3 separate regions of the Homo sapiens genome follow, and all the other regions are linked to region 3. A link is an interaction called in ENCODE POLR2A ChIA-PET data of the cell type or tissue named here. Cell type or tissue: CD4-positive, alpha-beta T cell. All regions are shown on one strand.

Region 1 (4,000 bases), 130 kb after region 3:
ACTATCTGAAACATTGTTCCAGAACAATTGTGAGTAACTCCTGACCTTTGACCCCATGCAGGCACCTAGCTTCTGCAGGATGGCCTGTGATCTACTGCTAGTCACGGGCTTTTCAGCTCATACAAACCAGGGCAACTTGGGGAAATAACACAGCTCTAGTTAGGACAAGGCAGAAGGAGCCTTTTTAGAATCCGCATGCACTCAGGTTTTGGCTGTGGAAGCCAGGGATTGGCAAAGACTGTCGCCTATGGGAGGTCAGTATACTGTGACCCTTCTGGACTAGGCCAGGTCCACAGCAGGCAAGAGCCTATGGGTGCCAGGAGCCCCCTCAGGGCAGTATTGTGCCTTGGAGCCCAAAGAAATGCCTGGCATTTGCCCCAGACTGCAGGACTTGCCCTCCCCTGTCCAACTCAGGCAGTGAATCCTGCAGCCACAGGAGGGGGAAGTCCATTCATCTGGGTTCCCAGTCCTGGCCCCATGCCGGGCAAACAGCAGGGCTCAGTTAGTGGGGTGTGGGGGGCACTGAATGGAATGTGTTCAATTTTGCTTCACTTCTGCTGTTAACTTCCTGTTAGACCTTAGAAAAATCATTTCTCCTCCCCAAGTTTCATTTTTCTTATCAGTAAAGTGGTCCCTTTCACAGGACCAAGTAAAATTACTCGCTTTTAAATTGAAAAACACAAACCAAATACATTTTGTTTTTGTTTTTGTTTTCTGACTTGGGTCTTGAATTAAAATGGAAAAAGGGCTGTTGGCCACCAGTCTAAAGAATGCCAGGTAAGACCAGTTATGGATTGGGACTGAAGGAGCAATGAGTGTCTAACAAAAGAGTGAACACGGGTGACTGACCCGTGGTGTGGATGTCTGTAAGTGCACAGGGAATCCAGATTAAGAGAAGCTAAACGGGTAGAAATGCTGCTTGGATGGAGTGAGTCTGAGGCACCTCTGAAAGGCTCTGCCTGCACCCTCTCCTCAGTCAAGTAGTTGATGACCTGAAAAACAATCATTGCCTTAGGGGAGTTTGCTGTTTTAAAAGCTCTATTCTAGAAGTTCCACTTTCAGAACCTTTTTCTGTTGCTGGTAGAACACTGTTGAACACGGATCTATCAACTTTTCTTTTTGTCTGTGTTTACCTATCCAGAAGAATCTAATATAGGATGTGCATCTGTTGTATAAGTAAATGATACCTGTTGGCCAACTCCAGTGGAGAAAAATTGCCAAAGTTACAGTGTTTGTTCTTCATGTGGATTTTTAAGTTTCCTCTTTTAGTTGAACGTTTTTGTAAAGACAGAAGTGGAAAATTAGCTTTATTTTGACATGCTAAAGCTCAAAGACAAGTTAGCATAAATTCTGTATTAATTAATATCTATGGTTTATTGAACTTCTGCTATGCAGAGTGCTTTATATCATCTATGTTACACTTCACTGTGACAGCAGTCCTGTGAGGGAGCTATGAGAGGCTCAAGGTGCTGTAGTTATAGTAAGGATTCTACTCAGATCTGTCTGGGCTCAGAGCTTTCCCCTTCCCATACCCCACCTTACTTTGGAGTTTATATAATATTTGAGACAATATGTTTGTGTGCCTTATTTTTTTTTAAGTTTCGTAAGTTCTAAGAAAGCGGCATTTGTTACTTTTTAGAGAGCTCTTCCTTGACACTCCCCTAAAGGCCCAGGCTGGATGGGGTTGCCCTATCGCCACGGCCGCTTCAAAGCTGTCATTGTGGTTGCATAGTTATCTGTGCAGTGACTGTCTGACAGCAGTGTTCACTGTGGAACTGCAGGCTTTATCAGCTCAGAATCCTTATCTGTGCCAAGCCTAGTGCCTAACTCATAGTAGGCCCTCTTAAAAAATTGAGCAGGCATGAATGAGTGGAAACCATGCTTGTTAATAGCATTATGTGGCGATAAGACCATCATTCCTTGACTTGCTCCCCAAAAGTACAAAGTTTCAAGCAGACAAATGAACAGATCATTCTTAAAATTGAACTAATCTGGGCAAGCAAAGAGAGTTCAAAGATAAAAGAGGGGGACGCAGTAGTGCACAAGGGAAACATTAAAGCAAATATTTTCTTTTCCACAGAATCTTTTAGAATTCTTGAGGGTTACAGTTCCAGATATCATTGCTTTAAGTGTATAAAGTGTATTTTTAAAAAGTGAAACCCATACCCATTTAAAAATTGAAAAATATGTAATCAAGTTGTATCAGAACAAAAATGTGCTTTTTGTGTAAAAAGCTAATTAAATGGAGTCATCCTATTTAGTGATTTAAAAGGATTTGATTAAAATAATATCCACTTCAACTACTCTCAAAGGGCTGAGGAGAGAGGTTTGGTTTCCGTGCATCCTGGATGGCCTTTGTCTGGTGTGATTAAAGGTATTTCAGTGCCTGCCATGAGAGAGGCCCCTGCCATTTCTGCAGTTTCAGTGAGACCGAGAATTCCTGCAGTGTCATTCCAACTGTTTGCAGGGTTTAGACAGCTGCGTTCAGGCCACAAATATGGCCACAAACACTACTGCCTATTTGATAGACACAGAGGCCTTCCGAAACAAAAATTGTCATTCAAAAAGAAAAGTAAAAAGAAAAATTACCTCCTGCCTTAGAATTGTTTACTTTTCCTCTGAGTGAGTGAGTTCTTTGAAATGTGTTGGTCTGTTAATGTAGAATGTACATGGAAGTTGCTCCATTTTTCAGTGTTTCTTTGGTTTTAATAAGTCCCAAGAGAAATGATAAAAAACCTCCTAGATTCTTAGTGTGGGGATAATTGTCTTGTGGGGGGAAAATCTAATTCTAAGTAATCGAGGGTTAGAAATTTGAGGCCGCATCAGGAATCCAGCTTTAAAGCCATGTCCGCATGATTTCTATGCAGCTGGTTAAGAGGTGGGAAAATTAATTCATACAAGTTTTTTCTTTTGTGGGAAGAATAAGATTTCCGGGGTCAGAGGCCAGCAGTGTTTACATGGGGTATCCAAAGGCCTCACAGTGCTGGTTGCTGGGGTGACATGAGGATGTGTCTCCAGTGTGAATAGGGGGACATTGGCTTTGGGGTGTACCGCGCAAATGCGTGTACTGGTTGCTTAAGGGAGGTGAGGGAGAGAGTGAAGAAGAGGAAGGGAAGAATAGCATAAGCACAACTCCCTGCCATTTGTGGGAGCCATTGCTTCCTGAGTGGGCATGGGCGGGTTGCAGGGGCAGGACTCAGGTGCTTCTGGTGCCTCTGAACCCATGGACACTGGACAGGGCAGTTCCTATGTGCAGACGGGAATTGTTCCTCAGGCCCTCCCTGATACATGTACTACAGGCTGCCAGCCTCAGAAACTATAGGAGGCCAAAGTGGCCTACATTCTTCATTTACCTTTCTCAACCTCACACACAGATTGACCCATTCTGCTGGTGATCAGGCAACGGAGTGACCCAGCCTCAGTGTATAACTGAGTAAGGGTCACGTTTCACACAACCCACTTTTCTGGCGACTGGGGACCAGGAAAAGGAAGTGGCTTTGACTTGCGGGCAGGGAGAGAAAGAGCAAGAATGCATGCATGGGTGTGTGTGTGTGTGTGTGTGTGTTTAGGAGGAAGGGACATGCTTAGAATTCTGTTTTAGACTCAAAGGCAATCATTGTTAGTCTTGGCCCAAAAATAGTTGTTATGTATCATGCGTAATAACTGACCAGCTTTCTTTTATGTAAATCCCTGGATTGTAAAACTAAGCGGTGCTGTCTAAGAAGAAAAATATACCTACCCTCTGCCAATTTGAATTTCCAAAAAAAAAAAAAAATCCCTCTTCCTAGACATTCTAAATTTAGGAGGATATTGATAACTGATCTAGAACAACTGCAGATAACAATATTTTCAGCGTGATTCAAGGAAAGAGTTGAAAAATTGAGGGTTCCTTGTTTAGTCCTGGATATAGAACAGTTCATTCATTCTTTACACATTAACGAACACTGGTAGGCCAACCACTGTTTTAGGCCACATGTTATCTTATTCGGTTGCCCCACGT
Region 2 (4,000 bases), 55 kb before region 3:
AGAGTGAGCAGTAAATTAGCCGGTTTCTGAATCTTAAACAGTAAAGTCTTTCAGATGAAGAATGTGCTGGTTTAAGGAGGATGCCTCCTAAGCAAAGTCTTCAGCAGAAGAAATGTCTTCAGAAAACTTCCTGGACAGAACTACAGGCACCTTGCATTTCTCTCCTATTACTCCTCCTGCCTTCTATCTGTACCCACACCAGAACACATCTGTCGGACCCTCAGACCAGTTCTAAAGCAGCTGCCCCTTTGTAGACGAGCCCAATCTTAATCATTCCAACATAGTAACAAGAAAAAACCTACTTGGGCAGAGGTCCTTGTCTTAATGAACAAGTAGTCTGCAACCACCACCAGCAGAGGGCGTTGTCCAAAATGGCTGCGGTGAATTCAGCAGGCTGCACACAATGGAAGCATAATTCTTGCCATAGATCCTTTAAATGTCTTTCCATTAAATTTGTCTGAACTGCTCTTAACCTCGGAGCAGTTAAGAACATCAAGGCCTTTCTTCGACAGCTCTTCCCTTTCCCACAATGCGAGACTCCAGCAGTAAGACGCTTGAGAAAGGAAACGTGTAACAGATAGACAGAAAGGCTCAAGCAGGGCCTTTCCACGAAGACTCCATGTTTTTGCACTTTCTCTGTGCCACGTGACCGAACGATCATTTCACACTGGTGTAAGTCTGTGGCTTCTCTGGATTCCATACTTCTTAGCTGTATCAGTTGGGTTTGCATTTTATTTGTCCAATATAAAGGAAGGAGATGCCAGTAGTGACTTTTAGATATAATCATTGAGTTCAAATCCAAAACCCATTACTCTGTCCAAGCTTCATCGACTTCAGTATCTAGGGAGATATCCCAGAGGTCATCGCTCTGTCCCCAGGCTGGAGTGCAGTGGCGCAATCTCAGCTCACTGCAACCTCCACCTCCCGGGTTCAAGCGATTCTCCTTCCTCAGCCTCCTGAGTAGCTGGGACTACAGGTGCATGCCACCACACTCAGCTAATTTTTGTATTTTTAGTAGAGACAGGGTTTCACCATGTTGGCCAGGATGGTCTCGATCTCTTGACCTCGAGGCCCTCACGTTCTTAAAGTGAGTTCTGAGGGCTGGATGGAAGGGAGGGGGGATTGAAAAGAAGAGGCAGGCAATTGCAAAGGCAGACTGAAGCCAAGTTCTCCTAATTTTTGCCTCTTGGAGGACAGTAAACCCCTCCAGTCCAACCTGGGAATTCACCACCCAGACACATGATACTCAAAGCTCCCACGAGGAGGGTGGCAGTCCTCTGACCTTTTCACTAAGATTTAGAATCTACACATGGATCTGCAGCATGTTATTTAACTGGGGCTATCTACTCTGTGTATCAGATATCATGCCTGTCAAGATGTGAGTGTTTAAAGTCCAATTTGAATGCTGAGATTTTTTTCTATGAGAGACACTTTTGGAATCTGCCTTCTTCTAAATTCAGGAAGGATAATCTCAGCTTGTACTTAATTTCCAAACAATAGCAGCAATAGCTCTCCTACTCTGGAGGCAATTATAGAACATTATCTTGGGTGATCTTTTATCACTAGTGTTAACTGCTTTTGCAAGCACTTGGCTGCAAGTACCCATGCACAACAGGATGTGGTTAGACAGTCAAAATTCATAGATCTTGGGAGCCTTATGGGGCAAGATGGAACAGGGTGTCTGAAAACCCCTACCAAGTATATGCAGGTTTCACTGACAACGTCAAAACATGTGGTTTAATTCAACATATGTATTTAATGCCTACCATGTGCAAGACATTGTGTTTGGTGTTATGCGGGTTAAAGAAATTATCAACTCAGTCCCTGCTGTAAAGTGGGGGTATAACGTGTAATAGACTCAGACTGAAATAAGCCTTGTTTAAGCTCCATTCTGGAAGGTGTGTAGTTTTCTGGGTTTTCTCACTTTGGCCACTGAGTAGATTTGAATTATTAGGTAAGGTCAACTCCATCCAGGCAACCAACTAAAGTGACACCTGGGAGGGTTATTTAATTAAGGACCTTAAGAATGTACCAAAAGCATCCTTTGGGAAAAGATTGGACCAATAAACCAGAATCAGAATTTGATGAATGTTACCATACCGCTCATGTAGAAATCCCTAAACATACAACTTCAGATGGTAGACATGGGTCTCTGAGAGGCAATCCCACCTCCTTAGCATCCAGGAACTAGTGAAAACCAGTTCATGACCATAGGGTTTGGGTTCTGGTGTGCCCAGGCTCTCCCTGGCTGCCCCTCCTGTTGAGGTCAGCGCCTGTCCTGCCTCTCTCCAGGCTGGGATGTGTTTCTGGCCCCCCACTGCACTCTCTGCACCATGCTGGCTGCCCCAGATCTCACCTTCTCATTTGGGATTGGCTTCTCTCACAAATGAGAGTTGTCCTGGGTGTGTTCTCTGCCCTACCAGTGCTCTGGGCCATCTGTGCCTTTAGCTTTAAGATGAGAGAAGGGAGAGTGTGACCGAAAGTGTGATTTCCAGTATTTGGAGACTGAGATAAAGAAGGATTCCACCTGGAGAAGAAACAGACTCCAGATGCCCCCTGTGTAAGCCGTGACACTTCCAGCAGCTTGTTTTCTAGCTTGACCTTTGACCCCAGCTACACAGAGTTCAGGTAGGGCAGAGGGGCGAGAGGCATTGCACAGAAAATCACAACAGAAGGGGCACAGGAAAGCAGCCATTTTGGTTTTCCCTCACTCTACCTTCTTTGAATCCTTCTCATCGCTCAGTAACAGGAAAGTACTGTGATCTCAATGCTATCCACATGTATCCACAGCACTGTTTCTTCTAAGATATGAAACTGTACCCAGGACTTTCCATGCATGGTAATCGGCGTTCATCAATACTAAAAGCTGAGTCTTCACCGCCACCTTCCTTTTTGGTCTCGGGCCTCTGTGACCTGCTCACCCCACTCCAGGGATCTATCACACTCTTGTAGTGACCCAGTTTATGGTAATAAGACTGTGAGCTCCAAGAGGACAGGCCTGATGTCTGATATGGTCACAAGCTACTCCTGTGCCCAGCACGCTGCCAGGCACAATAGGAGGCCTTGATAGTTATTTACTGGTTAAGGAATGCAAGAATAAGTCATTTGCTTTCCAGCTAGTCTCTGGGTAGGAGGAATCATGCCAGCCCCCATCCTGTACTCCATAATGCCCCAATGTAAATCCTAAAACCCAGAGGAAAGCCATCAAAAATGTCACAAATACAATTCAAACACTCGAAAACACATAGAATCTGTCATAAAAATTGGGAAACATCTTCCACAGTTCTATTCTCCTATGACATACTTTTTTTCCATGAAGGTAGGAAATGAAAGCGAATAAGTACTCTGGGCTTCACATAATGACAGCTGCCACTACCATAGCCATACATGGGGGGCAACAGAACAGAGCTAGGTTCAAGACCTGGCTCTGCCATTTACTAACTGGCAAGTAATTGTTATAGGTGAAGTTATGTCCTCCTAAGATCCTAACCCTCAGTACCTTAGAATGTGACTTTACAAGGAACTAGGGCCACTGCAGATGTAACTCATTAAGCTAAGATGAGGTAATACTAGAGTAGGCTGGGCCCCTAATCCAATAGAATTGGTGTCCTTATAACAAGGAGGAATTTGGACACAGAGACATGCACACATAGAGAGTGCCACATGAAGACTGGAATCATGCTGCCACCAGCCAGCGAGCAACCAAAAGCCTGGAGAGAGGCCTCGAACAGATCTTTCCCTAGCATCTTCACGGGGAGCACATCCCTGCCGAGACTGTGATTTCGACTTCTGGCCTCCAGAACTGTAAGACAATACATTTCTGTTGTTTAGGCCACCCAATTTGTAGTACATTGTTATGGCAGCCCTAGATGACCTGTGGCAAATTAACCTCTTTGTGCTTCGGTTTCATTTTTTAAAAATGATATTAGTAATGGTCCCTACTTCATGGAGTTGTTATGAGAATTAAATTAATTAATACTTACATAGTGCTTAGATCAGT
Region 3 (4,000 bases):
CCCATGGACTGGAAACATGGAAAATGTGAGCTCTTTGTCACAGGGAGGACCTAATAAGAGACCAGGGGCCAGGAGCGGTGGCTCACGCCTATAATCCTGGCACTTTGGGAGGCCGAGGTGGGCGGATCACAAGGTCAGGAGATCAAGACCATCCGGGCTAACACGGTGAAACCCCGCCTCTACTAAATACAAAAAATTAGCCAGGCATGGTGGTACGCGCCTATAGTCCCAGCTACTTGGGAGGCTGAGGCAGGAGAATCGCTTGAACCTGGGAGGTGGAGGTTGTGGTGAGCCAAGATCGAGCCATTACACTGCAGCTTAGGCAACAAGAGCGAAACTCCATCTCAAAAAAAAAAAAGAAGAAGAAGAAAGAGACCAGGAAGATTACATGCTAAACTTTTCATAGATTACCCACATAACACTTCACAGTTATCATAATTGTCTGCTTACAGCTCTCTGTCTGGTACAAGGACTCTGTCTATCACAAGAGATGTTCAATAAATGTCTCCAATGAATAAATTACTGAATGAATGAGAGGTGTTTCCAAGTACACCATTACTATTTACCCAAATAAGAATTTAGCTTGTCTTGGTGTTTGTGTGTACACAAAGAGAAAATAAGGTAAGTCTTTCAGAAAGTACCTTACTACCTGTTTCGGATCTAAGATGGTGAAACCAGTTTTTAAAAAGAGACCACGGATCTTCCAAATGCATATACGTGTATATACTTATATAGCTATACAGAAATACACATATGCTCAAACACACACACACACACACACACACACACACCCACACACACACACAATGAGAAGTGCAGGCATCTGTAAGACTATAGCTTGGGGTAAGGTGACCTTGGACGCTTAAAGGTCATCCTTTACTGACACAATTTATACCCAGTAGCATCAAGAGAGTTTGTACTCATGTTTTCAGATAAATAAAACGACAATAAAAATTTTCTTACATTCCAAGAAATTTTGACTTTAGCTCCTGCCTTTTGTTCCATTCAGATTTTCTCCTTTTTTTCTATAATCTTCCACATGTTTCTCACACCATTAAGTGATTTTGTTACTATGGAAACCACACAGTCTGCATAAGGCTCAAGTATGATGTCAACTTAGAGAGTGATTTGAAATGTGTCCCATGGCCTGATAAAAAGCACTTGGAATAATATTGTGATGTGTCTATATAAACACATATCTGGGAATAATACACCTTTTAAAAATACAGGTGGGTATATGGGTGGGCAAACATGATTAATGAAGAATTCACTTACAGATACTGCTCCAAATGAAAATAAAGCTTGGTTAGGAAATGCCAGGTTTATAAAATCATGGTAATTATGAGTTAGAGCATGCAGAGTTTATCCCTTACATGCAAACTTTGCCTTGTTTGTGAAGTACTTAAATCCTAGCTTTCTAAAAGAGCTTTCCTAGAAATATTTAAAAACAGCACAGTGAACATCTAAGGAGAAAATTTTAGGTGACTTTCCGCCTGGAGGGGAAAGATAAAGAAGCTCTCCTCTTGGGGTGGTTTCTAAGCCTCTGGGTCCTTAATTCTCCGGCTGGAGATCTTGTTCTCATTTCCTAGGCAAAGTCCTGCCTTCAGACTAACACATATGTTTCTGATGTCATCATCTGGCCGTGAGTCTGTACATGATTCAGTGGCAGTGGAATCTCCCCTAATACTCTGAAATCACTTATTACACTGATAACAGTGGGGCGGGGGTGGGGGGACATGGAGGAGACTGGGAACCCTCGACCAAAAATCTCCCTAGGCTGTCTACTTGAGGACAAGCCACAAATCTGTGAGAGCTGTCAGACAACAAAGTAAGTGGCATGGAAGGCAAGCTCTGCTCCCTCCTCCTCTCCTCCTCAGCCGCCCTTCCTTCCGTCAGATCACTCGCAAGCGAGTCATCGCAACAACACTCCCGAGAACATTCTTGTTGGGTAATAAGAAAGCATAATTATATACTTCAGAGCTGTTGAGGTTTTCTTCTAGTTTCAAAACAATGAACATCCTGTGGAAAGATAGTGCCACTTGTGAATAAGCTGAGATTCTTTCCCCTGAACAACACACAGACAGTGGTTTGGAGGAAAAACCAGAGGACGGCCCTATTTAATGATTTTATTCCTTGGGTAACCTAACTGCATTGTTCTGTGGTACTCCCAGAAACAGGCTTCTGAAAGCATAATTATAAGTGTAATATCTTCAAAACTAAATATTGCGTTCTCTCCCTCTGTCTCTTTCTGTCTCTGCACACATGAGGACACACACACACACACACATACACTCTGAACAGGCCATCTAGTGCTGAGAGAAATGGAGTTGTTTCTAAGTTCATAGCAGGCAAAACTCGAAACTGACTTCAGTAACGTGTTATTGGTTTATTCACGTATTCCTAGTTCTCACCCCAGGCGTGATGAGTGAAGATGTGGAAAGGATTTCAAGTGTCTCCATAAGTGACATGGTGGTCTTTCTGGATTTGGAATCAGAGTGAAGCTCCATGAATGTGCAGAATTATGGGCTTTCCAGAGGCAGCCATTGGTTCCTGTGATTATCATCCCAACATTCCTCAGAGTCCCACAGAAAGTCACAAGAAACAGTTGTTGCTGGAGCTGAAGAAAACAACATTTAACATTTCAAAAATGCCAATCCTTTCAGTGCTCCTGTTTACTAATTATTGTCCATATGACTTCACAGGTGAGGAGATGGAGACCCAAAAAATGCCCTAGGCATTCCTATCTCAGTCTTTGTTCAGACTGAACTTCCAGAGCCCAGACTCTTCGCTTATGGCTAAATCAGGCCGTCCTTCAGAGAAGGCTGAGTTGCTTGTAAACCATCATGTAAGTGTGGTTCCTTGAACCACAGCCCACTAAACTCTCAGTTCCACTCTGATGGCCTCAGCAAAACATGCTTCCAAATAAAAACATCACATTGGTGATTTTATAAGGCTTAGGTCAAGTTCTTTTGACCACATGGACCCTGCCACGCGGAAATGAAAATTGTCAATAGCTGTTAGAAAATAACATCCCACAAGACGAAGCAAAGTATTCTGGAGCTCACACAACCACTAGTCACTGCCTGACTCTAGACCACAGACTCATGGAGATTCTGAGGCAGACACTGGGGATTTGATTGATTTTACTTTGGTGATGGCTTGGGACATATGATTTTCCTTCCTGAAAATCTGCTTTCTGGCAGTAAAAACCAAACCTAGGGGAATGAGTCATTTTTCCTCACCCAACTTTGGGTTCTGCTTCTCAACCAACTGGGAAATTTTGGAAACTCCAGTTTTTATGAGTGTGCAAGTGTGCACATGAGTATGCACACACATGTGTGGATGGGAAAGAGAGTGAGAGGGAGAGAGATTGATTGTGGGAAGGAGTAGGGAATGAAGAAAAATATATTTATCCTAGAGCCAATTTCTACCTGATAATTCATATTTTTAGCCTGTGGCCTTGAAGATGACTGTCATTTTATTGGCACAAATGACTTGCTGTGCAGTTTGCTGAGTAAGTGTTTTTTGTTGTTGTTGTCATTTTTTTTCTTTTTTTCTTTTTTTTAGTAGGAAAAAAATCTCAGCCATATGGGGAAAATGCTTTGGCAGATGGAGCACATCTATTCCAGACCCCAGGTCCTTCACGGCCAAGAATCTTACTCTCCTTTGTGTTAGGCCCATTCATTGATGGGGAAACAAACGCCAAGAGTTTCCCAATATCGGTGCTGAGGATTTCTGAAATGAAGAGAAATCTGGACCATTGCAGAGAACTCAATTGAAACAAAACATCTAATGTGCTTGGCCTCGAGGTTAAGAGGGCTCTTTACTCAGATAAACAGTAACAAGGCTGAGCCCTGTACAAAGTGGCACGTCGTCTCCCTTGATCTGAGTGTGCTCTGAGCTCCAGCAATACAGGAATTAAGAGAGGTTGTTTGTAATTAAACTGCTCAGACGATGAACCTCACTCTTTAAATCTGAAGAGAGACTGAAACAATAGTAC

What was found. Peaks named below come from ENCODE experiments on the same cell type or tissue, not always from the same donor. Only the 100,000 strongest peaks of a DNase experiment are listed, where the experiment ranks them.
Region 1: POLR2A ChIA-PET joins it to region 3 with 5 read pairs; 5 of 35 experiments call an interaction of 5 or more read pairs at or near these places.
Region 2: POLR2A ChIA-PET joins it to region 3 with 8 read pairs; 4 of 35 experiments call an interaction of 5 or more read pairs at or near these places.

The regions. Positions count from the first base shown.
Region 1 is chr6:111,841,554-111,845,553 of GRCh38, reverse strand. All of the region lies in intron 2 of FYN (FYN proto-oncogene, Src family tyrosine kinase), which reads left to right. Among named protein-coding and RNA genes, the nearest start is that of FYN, 30 kb to the left of the region's middle. RefSeq lists an enhancer at 2,544-2,653. In CD4-positive, alpha-beta T cell, no CTCF peak of the experiment used is centred here; DNase peaks (open chromatin) are centred at 23, 1,703 and 3,513; H3K4me3 peaks cover 619 bases; H3K27ac peaks cover 4,000 bases.
Region 2 is chr6:112,025,758-112,029,757 of GRCh38, reverse strand. No RefSeq gene overlaps it. Among named protein-coding and RNA genes, the nearest start is that of CCN6, 26 kb to the left of the region's middle. In CD4-positive, alpha-beta T cell, CTCF peaks have their summits at 129 and 329 (motif pointing right); DNase peaks (open chromatin) are centred at 347 and 1,647; H3K27ac peaks cover 3,164 bases.
Region 3 is chr6:111,971,233-111,975,232 of GRCh38, reverse strand. No RefSeq gene overlaps it. Among named protein-coding and RNA genes, the nearest start is that of LINC02527, 64 kb to the right of the region's middle. In CD4-positive, alpha-beta T cell, no CTCF peak of the experiment used is centred here; DNase peaks (open chromatin) are centred at 1,092, 1,722, 2,292 and 3,222; H3K4me3 peaks cover 723 bases; H3K27ac peaks cover 2,911 bases.